Regions from separate parts of the Homo sapiens genome. Here region 2 is linked to region 1. A link is a contact called in ENCODE Hi-C data. All regions are on one chromosome and are shown on one strand. Each heading gives the region's core, a stretch centred on a gene start or an enhancer-like site at or near the end of the contact. The rest is flanking DNA. Distances are from core to core; before and after follow the strand shown. Region 1 overlaps SLC35F1 (solute carrier family 35 member F1). Region 2 holds the start of PLN (phospholamban).

Evidence for each region. Hi-C counts contacts between places; a loop is a spot of excess contacts on that map. Pooled maps may share reads with other maps.
Region 2: a map with no recorded cell type shows a loop between it and region 1 (2.4-fold over the local background). The contact joins the promoter of PLN here to the enhancer-like site in region 1. A Hi-C loop is called at or near these places in 2 of 37 single-sample maps with no recorded cell type and 7 of 50 pooled maps.

Annotation. Positions count from the first base shown.
Region 1 is chr6:118,185,083-118,190,913 of GRCh38, forward strand. The region is part of intron 2 of SLC35F1 (solute carrier family 35 member F1); the gene reads left to right. Among named protein-coding and RNA genes, the nearest start is that of SLC35F1, 280 kb to the left of the region's middle. RefSeq lists a silencer at 3,068-3,281. Within about 2 kb of position 2,694, at least 5 of the 41 ENCODE cell types and tissues checked have a DNase peak (open chromatin) inside an H3K27ac peak, as active enhancers do.
Region 2 is chr6:118,545,474-118,551,304 of GRCh38, forward strand. It overlaps PLN (phospholamban), which reads left to right and starts at 2,823. Exons shown (of 2, transcript NM_002667.5): 1 at 2,823-2,919. The region is part of intron 3 of CEP85L (centrosomal protein 85L); the gene reads right to left.

The DNA of each region.
Region 1 (5,831 bases), core at 1,444-3,943:
CCACTCTGCCTAGATGTATCAGTGATAGCATTAGCAAGAGGCAGAGCCAGTATCTTCACTGCTCTGAGACCCGTGTTTCCCCATTTCTTCCCCCTAGCTCTTCTGAGTCCAGGAGGAATATCTTTCTTGTGTGGGGCAGGAGTTAAGTGCTGCTTTTTCCCTTGGTTATCCAGAACTCTGCATTTACTGGAAAATCCTTATTCCTTTATCTCTTCTGCAAATTACTCTTCAGGTTTTAGGCTTTGGGAAAATAAAAGCCAGAAAGATTTGCAGGCTAATTTTGCATTAGCCCTGCCACATTTCCCCTGAGGCAACATAACAGAAAGTCAGCTACCAGCTTGAATAAGGGTAGGAATAGAGAAAAATAAGGGAAGGGGAAAACATCTCAAAACAGTATCTAGCCACGAAATCAACAGGAAAACAAAATCAAACAGTGTTAAGTTGCTCTCTCCTTATCCGTATAGTAACCTGATGAAAATGTGTTTTCTTCAGGGAAGCATTCCCTGAGGAGTGTAGGCACTCCTTTATAAATATTCTATTGAAAATCAGACCTGGCAACAGTGAATCTTCGTGACTTCCTGCACAACCCCAGGAAGTGAGCTGTGGCTTGCCACTCAGACAAGGCCACCTAGACAAGGCCAGTACCCTTCACTTGGCCACAGTCTCTGTTACTCATCCAGTAGACCCTTGAATTTGAGAGCCTTGGTCCAAGCACCTGTGTTGTAAGTTCTGTGATGTCAAAGATTGGGGTTTTTTTGTTGATTACAACAAGCACAGTGTCTGGCACATATTAGGACTTGATGTGTATGTCTACAATGAATAGATTCAAACCTCCTCTCCCTCCCAAAACCCATAACATTTTGTTTTTATTCAACTCTGCCTTATTAATCCTCCCTCCCAAAAGGATTTGATGTATTTATTATACATGACAACTGTATCCTGACACTTACCTGCAATATACAAGGTTGAGCAGAGTGAGTCTTCTCCTCAGTGGCCTCCAGCCAGAGGAAATACTCATATGACCTCCTGGGCCTCTCTGGGTCACGATATCTGGGCTGCTGCCTCTACACACACACACCCCAACATATACCCTAGCTGTATCTGGAGTCAACCTCATTGTGTGTCTAATATCAGTCAGTCTCCCCATCTAGAACGTGAACTCTAGGAGAGGAGTAAGAAGAGTTCTGGTTCCATTGTACCCCCAAGCCCAGCACAGCACCTGCCATCAGAAAGGGTACTTTCTACTCTATGAGAGTAAAAGAAAGATAATAGCGCCCCCACCCCCACACCCTTACTTAAATTCCAAATGTTTCTCAGGTGCACAGTTCCAGGGTAACAAAGCATGTTTTACTTCAGGTTCCTTTATTTTATGCATTGCCATAGCTGCATGGCAAAAGCATTTACTCCTTTTGTACTAAATCACTGTCTTCCTCCTCCCTTCCCAATCTTTAGTTTTTTAAACTATTCCTAAGATAATATAAGTATTTCATTTTGACTAAGTTTACTGGGATTGGGTCTGCCCAATTTTCAAATAACAAATACATAGTGGTTCAACATTCATGGCATTCATTCAGTAAGCATTGACTGAGCTGCTTTTATTTGCTAGATACCAAGCTAGGTGCTAGAGATATAAAAGTGAATAGGACCTGTAGTCCACAGTCTCTAAATGAGGCCATAAATGATCCATCCCCAGGGAAATGGTGAACTCAGAGAACCCCACAATGCAAATCAAGGTACAGCTTTTCCTGTCTGATGAACTGTTAAGGACTTAAGATAAGTTTCCTAGACAACTTGAACCAAAGCCAGCTTCCCAGGGTTTTGGGTTATCTTCTAAAGCTGATGTAGTCATAAATTTTCTATAGACTCCCAGCCCTTCCAGAGATTCCTCTGTTTTCCCATATCAATCCAATTACTCATGCCCAACTGTCTCTCATTCTATCTCTCTATCTCATTCTATCTCTCTGGACCTTTATTCTGGAGAGATCTCATTTTCTTGTAATGTGTACAAGTTGTGATTTGTTCACTACCCCATGCTCTCTGTCACTGACTCAAAATCTGAAATGAGATAATGTATGTAACAACAGCCTGCACTAGGCAGGCATGTGAATGTTACCTCTCTTCTCCCTTCTTCCCCAAAATGCCAATGCTGAAATTGCTTCTCTGTCAAATGGAGCACTCACATTTTGAGAGCTTGTTTTTATTTCTATTTCTTTCTCCCTCACCATCTTTGCCGAGACTGACAAATGTTCCAGTTAATGCCAAGCCCCCTTCCCTCAGATGTAAGAAAAAAGAGGCCTGAAAATTGTAACCAACTCATGAAAATAGTTCTCTGAGCAGATAAGTGAAAGTGAAACAACAAAAAGAAGTTGAATTTTTTCCTGCACTGTTTCACCTTTTGGTCATGACAAGACTTCTTCAATGATAATGGAATGTACACTTTGCTCTGTTTTTTCCTTGACAGCCCTTAATCAGTTTTCCCCTAGTTATCCAGCGCGTGGGTGGCTGGAGGGACTTCTCCCAAAGCTTCAAGATGAAATGACTTTCTGAGAGATGTATGAACCAAGACTCCAGCCCACTCAAAGTACAGATCCTAATGAGTCATTTCAATTTTAGGAAGCATATTAATCTAAAAGGTGCCTGAGCCAGAAAACAAAATTCTCTTGACTGTGAGAGTTAAAAATAGTTTTTGTTACAAGCAAAGGGGAAACTCCTCCTAGCATATAAATCATTCACCATTGCCACATGGAAGATGTCAACTTAGGCTGGTGTCTCTGGCTTTTGCCAGACACAGAGTTGTTTCAAAAATAATGGCATAAATTCCTATTGCCCAATTCCTCTGGGACCACTACATAAAGCATTTAATTCATATTCTGTCAAGTCATTGAGCAGTCAGCACTTACCAAAGAACTTAATACTGAATGTGATTGCTTCATTATGTGTAACTATCTTTAACTTGAGCAATAATGCTATGGGGTCACTTAGAACTTGACACAGAGTCGCAGATTGAAGGGGAGGTCTGCTGCCACAGACACCAGCTGACCTCCTGACAAAATGATTCACTTTTTCCTGGTAGTGGCACTCCAGATTCTCAGAAAATTCCTTTTACATTTGTTATACTTTTGTCTTTCAAGTTGTCTTCATTTACTAAAGTTCAGTGAAAGAAAATCACAGTATAGGAAAAACTAGGCCAGGCACGGTGGCTCACGCCTGTAATCCCAGCACTTTAGGAGGTGGAGGCGGGTGGATCACCCGAAGACAGGCGTTCGAGACAAGCCTGGCCAACATGGTGAAACCCCGTCTCTACTAAAAATACAAAAAGTAGCTGAGCGTGGTGGCATGCACCTGTAATCCCAGCTACTCGGGAGGCTGAGGCAGGAGAATCACTTGAACCTGGGAGGCAGAGGTTGCGGTGAGCCAAGACCGTGCCGTTGTACTCCAGCCTGGGCAACAAGAGCAAAACTCCATTTCAAAAAAAAAAAAAAGGAAAAACTATACTTCTGGTTGAAATCCCTTAAACTTATTGGACAGTGCATTGGTAATTCAGTATCATGTTTCTTAAAGAAAAAGAAAAACAAGATCTTTTAAGGCTGAATAATATCTCATTGTATATATACACCACATTTTCTTTATCCTTTCATTCATTAACAGACACTTACGTTGTTTCCATATCTTGGCTATTGTGCTTTGATGAACAAGAGAGTACAGATATCTCTTCAACATACTGATTTCATTTCCTTTGGGTATATACCCAGAAAAGGCATTTCTCGGTCATATGATAGTTTTATTTCTTACTTTTTTGAGGAAGTTTCATAACCTGCACTGATTGACATTTTTGTTTGTTTGTTTTTTGAGACAGAGTCTTACTCTCACTCAGGCTGGAGTGCAGTGGTGCAGTCATGGCTGACTGCAGCCTCGACCTCCTGGGCTCGAGCAATCCTCCCACCTCAACCTCTCAAGTAGCTGGGACTACAGGTGTGAACCACCATGCCTGGCTAGTTTTTAAATTTTTTTGTAGAGAGGGAATCTCACCATGTTGTTCAGGTTAGTCTTGAACTCCTGGACTCGCAATCCTCCTGCCTCGGCCTCCTAGAGTACTGAGATTATAGGCATAAGCCACCATGCCCAGTCCAACTTACATTCTTACCAGCAATGTACAAAGATTCCCTCTTCTCTAGACCATCAGTGACACCTGTTATCTCTTGTTTTCTTGATAATAGCCATTCTAACAGGTGTGAGTAATATCACACTGTAGTTTGATTTGCATTTTCCTAATGATTAGTGATGTTGAGCACCTTTTCATATATACTTGGCCATTTTTTATGTCTTCATTGAAGAAATGTCTATTCAGGTACTTTGCCCATTTTTAAAATCAGATTATTATTATCATTTTACTATTAAACTGTATAAATGTCTTACTATATATTTTAGATATTAACGCCTTAGCAGATATATGGTTCACAAATGTTTTCTCCCAATCAGTAGGCTGTCTTTTGATTTTGTTGATTGTATACTTTGCTATGCAGAAGTTTTTGAGTTTGATCTCTTAAAAGAAAAATTTTAGACAAATTAAATGTAACAGAGTTTAATTGAAAAACTCCAGCTGAATTAAATTTAAAGGAGTTTAAGCAATAAATGTTTCACAAATCGGGCAGCCCCCAGAATCACAGAAGATTCAGAGAGAATCCAGGGGGCCTCGTGGTCAGATCAAATTTATAGACAAAAAAAGTAAAGTGATATACAGAAATCCAAAGTGAGGTACAGAAACAGCCAGATTAGTCACAGGTTGGCATTTGCCTTATTTGAACACAGTTTGAACACTTGGCAGTGTATGAGTGGTTGAAGTATGTCTGCTGGGATTGGCCAAGACTCAGCTATTGTTATAGGCACATACTGCTAAGTTAAGTTTTCAATCTTGTCTACTTGTTAAATTAGGTTGCAGTTAGTTCACAAGGACTCAGATATAGAAGTATGGAGTCCTTCTCAGGCCATATTTAGTTTGCTTTAACAATTCCCCCCTTTTAGTCGTTTTCTTCATTTTGAGAGACTGACCAAAATGTTAGTCATTGATGCCACTATTACCTTGTAAATGTACTTATTTGGTCTTGGAACCCACTGGGAAACAGTAGAACAGTGAGTTTTGCAAAGGTAGGAACAAGGGTTCCTCCTTATACTGGAACATCCTGTTTACAGGAGAAAAACAAAACCTGGTCTGTTCTGGACCAGGATCTATGTGTTTCCTTAAAAACTTAGTTTGATTATATCACACTTAGCACGAGCAACTCCATTTTGGTTTGGTTTAGTCTGTTAGGGCCTATTGCATGAGCTCAGTCCAAAAAAATGGACTGCCATAATTTTGCTTAAAAAAAAAAAATCCCCCTTTGGTCAGGTTCTTACTTAGGTGAGAGTATGATTTAAAAAAACTTGGGGCCTTAGCACCACTCTCAGCGTGATTTTGGGTTTCTAGTCTCAGCATATCATTCATAGGTTTGGTATCCTCATGGTCACACATTTCTTTCAGCTCTTGTCATTCCACTTGAAGAGAGACCATTTGACATTCTAGAGATGGCTGCATGCAAATATTTAAGACATTTGAGAGAATACAGCGCACCAGGGGTTCTACTATTGTGACTATGGGGAGGATAATACCAAGAGTTTGCAGTATGCTCCTTACCCAGAGCTCCCATAAACCAAACCACCTAAAGTCAAATAGATCAAAGAATTAGTTAGTCTACTTGCTTAACTAAGCACTCTTTTTGTTAATCCCCTACAACTGAATCTCTAAAATATCCAATGTTTTCTCCATAGGCCATGAGTGCCAGTACCTGCACAGA
Region 2 (5,831 bases), core at 1,573-4,072, 360 kb after region 1:
GCTACTTGGGAGGCTGAGGCAGGAGAATCGCTTGAACCCGAGAGGGAGAGGTTGCAGTGAGCTGAGATCGCACCATTCACTCGGGGCTGAGTAACAGAGTGAGACTCCGCACCCCCTTCCAAAAAAAATTAGTAATACTTTTGAGGAACACATTTAAAATGCTACAAAACTATATAAAAACAAAAGTAAAGACATGAACTCATGATTCAGTTGAAACTGAATACTAAATTTCATTTAGAGCTTAGTAAAAATAAATTTGTAATTATTTTCCCATCCAAGTTCAAAGACACTTTACCCTTAAGAATCCACCTTCTAAAGGAAAAAAGAAAATAAGTGCTAACACTAAATGAACACTGTTGCAGGATCTCTGATAATCACTATGTACACTTCATGTCATTAAACCATCACAAATACTATTCCACAGATTAGGCTGCTTAGGAAAGTTATTTGTATAAAGCCATGTGACCAAAAATACATTCAAACTATAGTGTAACTCCAAATGAAGACTGTGACAAAGCACCTCAAAAAAATTTTCTAGCCTCTAGCTGAGGAATCATTGAGGAACACTCTACTGATAACACTATAACTCATTAATACTCCTATTAAACAACTTTCTGTTTGGGCAATTAAAAACAATGTTCAGTTAAAACTAAAATCTAATACTTCCTAGAGTTCCACATGAGATCATCACCATCATCGTCATCTTCACTAGCTAACCCAAAGGAACAAGGTAAACACAAAAACTCCCCACTCTTGTACCAATCTAAAAAGTAAATTTTTGAATCCATTTTCCAACTGTGTCACACACAGTTGTTAGTATCCTTCTAAGGTGTGTATATGCCTATGTATACTTTTTAAGTAAACTTATAAACATGTGGTAACTAGGGCATATTTTATTCTGTCTACGGCAGCTTCTTGGTTTATCCAACTAAGTATTACTAATTCTATTTTCTTAGAATGAGAAGTTCTCAGAACAATGATCTATCACCTAAATTTCAAATGAATGTGTAACTGGTAGACAAACTTAAAGCAGACTTTCTAAAACTATTAACAGTGCTCAAGAATGCATCTATTTACATCTTAAAAATTTCTCAGTTACTATATGCTACTCTAATGAAAGCTATATTCAAATTATAATTTTTTCCCACAGCATGCCAACAGATTAGGAATTATAAACAGACAGATCTGGATTTGAATCCTGTCTATTCTTTAGCAGCTGGTTATCTCTGACAAATTACTGTAAACCTCGTTAGGCTTCTCGGTTTTGTATTATCAATCATCATTGGTAACTGATAGTACTGAGAGATCCTCATTATGTAAGGATTGAAAGAAAAATGGTTGTAGCACTGAGAAAAGTATCAAACATTATTCTGCAATTTCCTTAACTTGGGTTTTACTTTTAAGTTGTAAATTTTCCCTTGGCAATGTTCACAGGATATCTTTGCTAAAATATTATTTTTCAGTTAGTTTTAAGCTGACTCTTTAAATATCAAATGATTTGCTCTAGAGATGGATTTTCTTTCTTTGGAAGAAGCCAAGATCATTTCCATTTAAGGGCATGTAAGCAGCTGCTGCTACACATTTTAGTTACCCATAAGAAAGTGAAGTGGGCTAAGTTCACTCTGTCATAAGCATTTAAAAAATTAAAAATTACAAGTACCTCCTCTAAAATTAAAGAAGAGATTTAAGAATTAATATTTTCGAGTGTGGTGACTTAAGTAAATCTAACATCTAAGACAACAAATTAGATAAACAGAGAAGAGGAGAATGATGCCCGGCTTTACAAAAAAATTATTTCCCCAGTTCTACTGTAAGATAAACTGTTCTAGGAAGTTCAAAATATCATCTCACTTACTAGCATCTCATTTTTATAGTAATTTTCAGGAAAGCAACTGCTAGATTAAATGAGGCACATCCTTTCAAAAACATTACAAAACTTAAATTTCAACACATCAAACCTATAAAGCCTCATTAACTGAGATGTAACTGATTTGGAATCTGTAATTATTTCTTTTTTGCCATAAAGTTGCCCTTAATACTGCATCAGTTTATTAAAAATTTGGTAAGATTGTGTAATAATTTAATGCAATTGTTTTTAAAAAATCTTAAATACTTAAAGTAGCATATTGCTATTTTGGGGGTGTTGTATGTATCAGTTTAAATATAAGTATTACTATTCACAAATATATTGTTAAACTGCTAATTGAAGAAAACACAAATGAATTAAATACATTTATTAGTTCTTTAACTGTAAGATAAAAATAATTTTTTAAAACAAAAAGCAATTAGCCTGATTTTCTCATACTCCTTCTCCCATACACACAAGAACAAGAACAAAATAAGAAAACAGGTATAAAATTTTATTGTGTAAAAATATTTCACTTTCACTAAAAGCTAACATTATGAAGACACGTATTAAAGCAACAGCAGCAAGAATTCAATGAAAGTTGTTTTGCTTATACCTGTGTTTATTTTTCTCATAATTAAAATTCCTGCAGTAACTATTTTAGCTCTTCAACATCTTCACCATTAATATTCAATTATCTCTAAGCCTGAAGATGCATGAATCTTTAACAAAAGCTTTCCACCACCTCAAGTTTACTTATTTTTTTCATTTATCTACCATATACTGTTTTAAATTAAAAACAAAAGATGAAGCACAAAGTGTTAATGACTTTTCCATACCTAAAGTAAGAAGTTCTAAAGTTTGGTTGTGATAAGACTGAGACTGTGGCTAACCAATCGAAACTTCAGAATTCCTATGTGACATCATAAGACCTCCCTAGAACACTTTTTCTCCTCCACCTACTGCAACTGTTCCCATAAACTGGGTGACAGAGTCAGAAAACTCCCCAGCTAAACACCCGTAAGACTTCATACAACACAATACTCTATACTGTGATGATCACAGCTGCCAAGGTAAGAAACAGATTTCGCTGACTTTGGTAATTCTTACTTTCTATAATTCTTAATTCCTATAATTTCTATAATCTGAACTTTTAAAATGAGTTAATTTTATGAATATCAGTTCAATCTTAGGCAATAAAATGACATGACAAAGTGCTTAAATTTATAAATGCTTATCCATTTAGTGACAGGAAAAATGAGACAACTTTGAAATGAAAAAGGTCATATTCATCTTTGATCCTGGTTACTGGTTTGTCATTTAAATTTATCTTTCACTTTTATTTTGCTTTTCAAATGTGAATTTCTGCCAATTAAAAAATCTTCCAATTATGTTACCATATTTGGTAGTAGTGGTTAATTTCTCCATGCAAAAACAATGACTTAATTTTGTTATTTATTGCTCTGCTGAGAAACAGTGCAGAACTGAGCTATTTACATCTGAACTAATATGAATAGTCATTTGACTACAACATGCACATTATCAGCATGCCTATTCCAATATTATCATAATTTCATACAGTGAATAATGAAATGGAGTTTCAGAATATATAATACAAGCTACTTTTAAAGTGCCCTTGAGGATGTTTCCCCTCTAAAGTCCAGTCAACTTTTAACAAACATTTCTAAAAAAATTCCATGCTATTAATAAATTGAGTTACTGATATTAAATTCAATATTGTATCATAAAGAAGTTTAGAAATTTTAAAACAATGTTCACAAACACAAAAAATCTGACGTTAGAGAATAATTTGATACTTTAAAAAGTTATTTTGACACACGAATATTCTTAACTATCTTATTTTCACACAAATTTGATTAAATGGATTTCTGCCTATTAATGCCTATAGTTTTGTCAAGTTATTATCCTCCAGTGGTACTCCATTTCCTCTCTCGGATTTAGAAAGAAAGGAAAAAATAAAATAAATGCCAGGAATGGAGATGCCACAATCAATTTTATGACTTCTGTTTGAATTCTACCCTATTCTTTATGTTACAATCCTCAATTTAGTAAATGAAACGTTTCCTCATTCTTAGATCTCTGTCAGGGCATACAGAAAATTACATATATTTTATTTATTTTGATTTTCATATTTCATATATATGTTAAAATAAAATTTATCTCTAAAATTCTCAATTCCTATGACAAATGTTAATTCTATTGCTCACTACAAATAAGAACTTTGTAACTCTGTAAGCAGCTTTCCTTAAGACATAAAAAAACATAATTTTTGTCTACCACTGAGGTATCCTAATTGTGTCTCCATATCTCTATACTCATATTTTTCCTTTGATAGTACATAAAAGTCATTCAGTGTAGGTGTCTTATGTTATTTGTGCATTTTTATTCAAATATCTATCAAATTACATTCTCACACTTCAAATTGGGTGTTCACGAGTTATTTTATTGTATCAGAATTTTGCTATATCACATATTACTCTAAAAAGTACACATACTTCTGGATAGAGCAGAAATTATATTAAACTTACCCTTAGCTCACTAGTATGTCTCAGTTAACAGAAATTACAGTTACAGAGACTGCTAAAATTTCAAATATAATGTGGTAGTACCATACATTGTGTCCCAACTAGTTCATCTATACCTTAAGGTGCAAGTTAAGTATTATCTTTGTTTATGAAGACATGTGGTTTCAAAGTAAGTGCTAAAAAAAGTGTTAGATGAAATCAAATGGAAAAAATATGAAAGATGTTTAAATTAAGAAGCATTAAGTTTTAAAAACGCATGAAAGAGCCAGAGTACTTGCTTTACTAAAAGGCGTGACAGCACTATCATTTCCTAAAACTCAAATATCAAATCCATTTTATTTGTATTTTAGTAGGCATAAAGGAAAATGATCACATTTGGGTATATAATCATATCTTTAATTAGTGAGATTAAGAAATAATAAAATATTGCATAAATACAATAGTTTCAGAAAATTTTAATGTATTTTAATGTTTTAATGTACTCATTACACATGTACACTAAATTATGTAATATATTAAATTTTTAATTAAAAAACCTAAAGTCTAGTTACCTCTCCAAATTAGACAATATATTACCAATCCCAGAAATGAGGAGGGCCAATGAACACTTCTTTTTTATTCTTAAAGAGCAATTTCCTAATATACTCGTGTACACAAATATTTCATTTGGTCCTCTTAATTATATATTTGATACTGCATCCCTATTCTACAATTTAGGAAAGATGCAAAAAGGTGAACTGCTCAAGATCACAGAACTAAGAAAACAGGGAAACCTTGGCAGAAGTTTAGGTTTTGTCACTAAGCCACATGCACATCCTCTATATACTGATCAGCATGGCTTAAAGTAAACCATGACACTGACAAACAAAATTTGAAAGCCCCCAAATACTGTAAATGATATTCTAAAAGGCAAAAGGCAAATTCAGAGAATACAAACTTCTATTTTAATTAAAAGCCATTCCACTCCATTTAAATTCAATTTATGCATAGCATTACATTCTTAATAGTCTAAATTATATTCTACTGATCATTTTCAAAACCAGAAATATACGAAAATTACAGATGCCCTTAGTTATTAAGCAATACCTCCTGGAAGGCAAAATTCAAACTAACTGCACAGACTTTAAAAAAAATAACACACCCCAATCAATCAAAGTTTCCTTTTATTTGTTTCATTGCTAAAATACTCATGCCTTCAATTCATCTGATACCTAAAATCCAAGTTAACATCTCCTCAAAACTTTCACAAAAATCACATTTCGATACTTTATTCTAGGTTCCCTAGAATCAAGTAGTCTCTTTGTACAATTTCAAAGTTCTTACCCAGAGTAATTCTGAAGCATGTGTTACCAAATAAACACATGAAAATGAAGCCTGGATGTACAGCATACTCATAGTCAACTGAGGACCTCTAGTGCCTTTGAAAAGGTACTCCATCT